2 separate regions of the Homo sapiens genome follow, and region 1 is linked to region 2. A link is a loop called in an ENCODE intact Hi-C map of the cell type or tissue named here. Cell type or tissue: upper lobe of right lung. All regions are shown on one strand. Region 1 overlaps FRMD4A (FERM domain containing 4A). Region 2 overlaps FRMD4A (FERM domain containing 4A).

Evidence for each region. A loop is a pair of places that touch in the nucleus more often than their neighbours do. Peaks named below come from ENCODE experiments on the same cell type or tissue, not always from the same donor. Only the 100,000 strongest peaks of a DNase experiment are listed, where the experiment ranks them.
Region 1: a loop joins it to region 2, with 2.4 times the contacts of the local background. A loop is called at or near these places in 38 of 110 quality-filtered maps.

What each region holds. Positions count from the first base shown.
Region 1 is chr10:13,789,142-13,791,641 of GRCh38, forward strand. All of the region lies in intron 5 of FRMD4A (FERM domain containing 4A), which reads right to left. Among named protein-coding and RNA genes, the nearest start is that of FRMD4A-AS2, 200 kb to the right of the region's middle. In upper lobe of right lung, no CTCF peak of the experiment used is centred here; a DNase peak (open chromatin) is centred at 1,398; H3K27ac peaks cover 207 bases.
Region 2 is chr10:13,943,749-13,946,248 of GRCh38, forward strand. The region is part of intron 2 of FRMD4A (FERM domain containing 4A); the gene reads right to left. Among named protein-coding and RNA genes, the nearest start is that of FRMD4A-AS2, 47 kb to the right of the region's middle. RefSeq lists an enhancer at 2,233-2,500. In upper lobe of right lung, no CTCF peak of the experiment used is centred here; no DNase peak of the experiment used is centred here.

The sequences.
Region 1 (2,500 bases), 150 kb before region 2:
GCTTAGAATCTCAATGCCTCTAAAATCTTAACTGGGACACCTAGCTGAAATATAGCAAGTTCTGGTTAGCAGGAACCTCATTTTAGATCCATGCCATCATTGTTATTGCGAGTGACAGGAAGTAGCAGCTGCTGTCTCCATCAGCCAGGGAAGATACCAAGAATCCGGCCTGTGGACTTGGCTGTAAAATCCTTCCTCCCCGATCGGACTTCTCCTCTCTTATTTTTTTGCTGCTTGCTTCAGTTTATTGTCTGTGAAACTCAAATTCTGAAGAGGCAAATCTAATCTCTGTTTATTTTCTTACAAGGAGTTGAGATGATCAGAACTACAGGACACTTGGTAGAAGAAAATGTAATTAAAGAATAATCCAGACATGTAGGCTTCATTCTGAGCACAAAGTTGTGCCTATGAAAAGACCACACACACACACACACACACACACACACACATGACGCAGACTTCCTTGGGTTGTGTATATTTTCCTTATATTTTTTTCTTGACCTATTTCTAAAGCTTGCCTGGTGAACAATATCAGAGAGACATTGTTCCCAAGCCTTATAGCACTAAACAATGGTTTGCAGTTCAAGGTGCTCTTGGTCATATATTGACCGCTGCTGGCTGCTTATAATGTGTGTGTGTGTGTGTGTGTGTGTGTGTGTGTGTTGTGTGGTGAGGGGAGTGGGAAGAGGTGAGGCTGGACAGTTAAGCAGAAGTCACATCATGCAAGTCACGCTAAAGATGTCCTTTTCTGAGGATAATGGGAAGCTGGAAAAAAATTATGAGCAAGGATCAGATGAGAATTCTAGAAAGATGCTCAGTGTCTTCATATAGGGGAGTTTGGAAGGGGTCAAGGCCAGACGCAGAGATGAACAAGGAGATCTTGAGTCCAGGAGAGGTTTATGGAAGCCCTAATTACTATTAGGCTGTGTATGGAGAGTAAGAGATGGATAGGGAGCTGTTTAAGATGCAGGAATAACAGCGAGTAGTGACTGAGGGAACAGGAGGAGGCAAGCGGGAGGGAGCGGTGAGGTCAAGGTTGACTCCCAAGTCTCTGGTTTTGGGGGCTGCAGGGGTGATGGTGCCCATCACAAAGACAAGGAGGTGACAACGAAAGGGGAGCACATTTGGATGCAGAAAGACGACGACATCATTAGATTCCAGCTGCATCTGTGAGGAAATGCCAGTCAGTGGAGATGGCCTGGAGCTCGGGAGAGAGGTCAGGACTGGGGCAGAGGACGGAGAGTCTCCAGCAAAGAGACTGCAGTGGCAGCTGTGGATGGGGGTGAAATCACACCAGGGGAAGGTGCAGGGAGAGAAGACAAGCAAGACACGACCTCGTGGACACCAGGGCTCAAGGGACAGCAGAGCAGAGCAGGGAACCTGCCCCGAGCCAGGGACAGAGGGGACAAAGAGGAGGTGGCCCAGGAGAGTGTAGTGCCACAGAGCCGGGGGAACTGAAAGGGAGCATGTTCGAATGAGCCCAGAGCCACAGAAGCCACATGGGAGCAGGGCAGAAGCACGCCTGTGGAGCTAGGGGCGAGAGACCTCCAGTGACCAGGGGGTACGATGGCACCAGAAGCTGGACGACCACAGAATGAGGAACGAGAGGCCTGTGGGGAGGGGGTGACAGCAAGTGCAGACCCATCTCTCGGCGGTTGCTGTGAGCAGAGCAGAAGGGGTAGCAGAGGGCACTGGCTGGAGGAGGCTGTGCATCACAGAGGACGTTTTCTTCAGTTAGATTGGGACGTGGTCACAAAGGGGAGGAATCCATGGAGGAGAAGATAGAGAAAAAGAGAGGAAAGGCTCGAGGGAGAAGCTCTGTGAGGTGACAGAAGGGACTGGGATTGAGGTACACGTGGATCAGTGCGTGCTGGATGATGGGCTAAGGGTCTTCCTCTGAGACGCTCATGCATTTGCGTGTGTGCAGTGAGTGGACTGAGAAGCCACAAAAACACAATTAAAGATACAATTAAGTTTGTGGATAAAGAAGTAGGACTAGGAGCTCCCTGGTGCTGGCTTTTATTTTCTCTGCAGAAACATAAGCAGCAACATCTTCTTAGAGCAAAAGCCTTGAGTATCTGGGACCTGAAGCAAGAGGTAAAACCACAGTGGGGAACAGAGACCCTGAGCAGGCACCCCTGGCAGAACTGGCTAGAGATATGATGATCTGTGTGGGGTTCATCACAATAACCATGAACCAACCTGAAGTTGCATGAACATTTTCCTGAACACACTCAGAAGCTCGGGGGTAGAAATAAAAGGTGTGTGTGTGTGTGTGGCAGGACCAGTCCAACCCTGCGGGTGGGTGTGTGTGTGAGAGAAAGGGAGAGAGAGAGAAAGTGTGAGCAGCAAAGGGAGGTGTGGTCCAGGGTCAGGAAGTAGTTGGAAGGGTGCACAATGGATTTGCACTGAATTGGCCAAAAAATAGGACAGGCAGGGCTGATAGGATCTCAGAAGCTGGAGGAAATGGACGCGAAATTGCCTGAGAACAGGGTTTATC
Region 2 (2,500 bases):
TTTAAAGCAAATGATTTTCCTTCTGTTTAGATAACAAAGAAACCAAATATTGCTTATGTCTTTAAAAATACTTGGTATGGAAATAGGTTGGTGTGGATCGGATAAATTGCTGTGGAAAGTCTGACTCAGATGAACTGGAGCAGAGTGGCCCTGCTCAGTGGGAAGAAAGGCACCTTCAAGGTGACAGCGTAAAAGATGAGACTATAAATAACTCCGGCCATCAGTAAGGGCACTCGATATGTTCCTACCATTCAGAGACAACAGAATTAAAGAGTTGGACAAACCAAAAGAGACCATCTGTCCAGGTCTGTCTTTGGGCAGGTGAATACCTAAACCATCAGAGCTGTCTCTTTATTTCTTGGGGATCTTATGTAGCAGGGATCCCCAACCCCTGGGCCACAGACTGGCTGCACAGCAGGAGGCGAGCCGTGAGAGAGTGAAGCTTCATCTGTATTTACAGCCACTCCCCATTGCTCACATTACCACCTGGGCTCCACCTCCCATCAGATTAGCAGTGGCATTAGATTCTCACAGGAGCACGAACCCTGTTCGTGAACTGTGCTTGCCAGGGATGTAGGCTGCATGCTCCTTATGAGAATTCAATGCCTGATGATTTGTCACTGTCTCCCATCACCCTCAGGTGGGACCATCTAGTAGCAGGAAAACAAATTCAGGGTTCCCACTGATTCTACATTATGTTGAGTTGTAGAATTATTTCATTATATATTTCAATGTAATAATAATAGAAATAAATGTAATGTGCTTAAATCATCCTGAAACCATCCCCCAACCTCAGTCCTTGGAAAAATTGTCTTCCATGAATCAGGTCCCCGGTGCCAAAAAAGTTGGGGACCACTGGGACCATACACCCTTCAACAGAACATGACAGGTCTGCATAAGATTCAAGGTGTTTTCCCTGACATTAGATAGAAAACTCTTCTGTTATATATTTGTAGCTATTTCTGCATACTAATGCTGCCTCATTTGCTGACTTATCATTCTGAAAGTTCCTTCCGTAAAAAAGAAAGGCTTAAAAAATACATTCTAATGATACGTGCCTTCTCTGTCTGTGCACACAGTGTCAGATAGAAAGCAACTTCTTATCCTTCCAATGAAGAACACGGAATAGCTGAGTCTTTGCCAGACATAGCCTGATGGGAACCCTGTGGTGTGGCCCTCTTCATGGGGAGTTCAGTGTGATCAGGTTGAGCCATATTTATGTGATGTCACCTAGGCAGGGATTAACACTGGCTTTACGTGGACATCTCCTATTCCAGTGATCGCCCCTCCGGTCTCTCCACCAGCAACAGTACAATGGGAGTAACAGAGAAATAGACCCAGGCCTGGTGGGAGGTTGGAAGGCACTAAGCCAGCCGGACTAGTGCCAAACTTAGAAACAAAAGGGAAGAAGTTGAGTGAATGAACAGGGGCATAAAAAGGAAGGGATTTCTTTGGTAGGTATGACAAAAACAACCAAGTCCATATCTTAAATATTTTCTCTCCAGTAAAATTTTAATGTCACTTTGGGATAGGGTCTGTATGGTTAGTCTTCTTCTAAACCTGGGTCCAGCTGCTTGGTTTTGTCATGTGATTTTTTTTAAGTAATGGTGAATTTGTAATAGGTTTCTTTCTTCTCTTTCTCTCCTATGACAGACCGGGGAAAGGGGCTTACAACCAGAATGCTATCAAATCCTTTATGAAACATTTGGGGCTAATTACCCTTGCTGGAAGTCTCAGGATTTTTTTCCTTGCAGTTTTTTTTTCCATTTTAATGGAACACAGTTCAAGTCTCATAAATGCTTAAATATGTAGTCGTAAAGTTTCAGATGTCTCATGGGCACCGCTGTCTGCAAATCTACCAGGCAGGGCTCTGCAGAGGTTCAAATTCGAACTGGTTTCCGCCTCTCACAAAGTGTGTTATATAAGCTGGGCTGGGAGAATTTACATGCTCCATGCGGCCATTTAATAAAGCTCACTTGATTATAGAGCCAGGGTCACCCCAGGAAATCTTGCCACCTCCCCATTTAAACAGTGAGAGGGAACTATGCATTTGGCTGTTGTTGCTTTCTCCTGATCCAGTTATCCCCAGGAAGTGATCCTTCATTTCCTTGCTCATGACTGCAGGCTTCAAGGAAGAAGCCAGACCAGGCCAGGGTCAGAGGCCCCAGTTTCAACTTCCTCTGGCTGCAAACAAAGCCATCAATCAGAGCACAGGCATTATTTACACATTCCCTAGGAGTTGCCTTCTTGCGTCTCAGAGCAATGCACCAGCACGTAGTTAGGGAAGTAAAAAACAGGACTGCCCCTCTGTGGAATAATTATGGACTTCACAACTATGAGTTGGGATCAAAAGGGGGACAATCAAGGGATGCCACTGGTTTATGTCCCTTTCCTGACCCAGATGCCTGGGGAGAGCCAGTGAAGTCAGAGGCACATGCAAGTTCTTCCTGCACCTCAGAGCTAGGAGAATGAACTCTGCTGGACTCTTTAGGCAGATGCT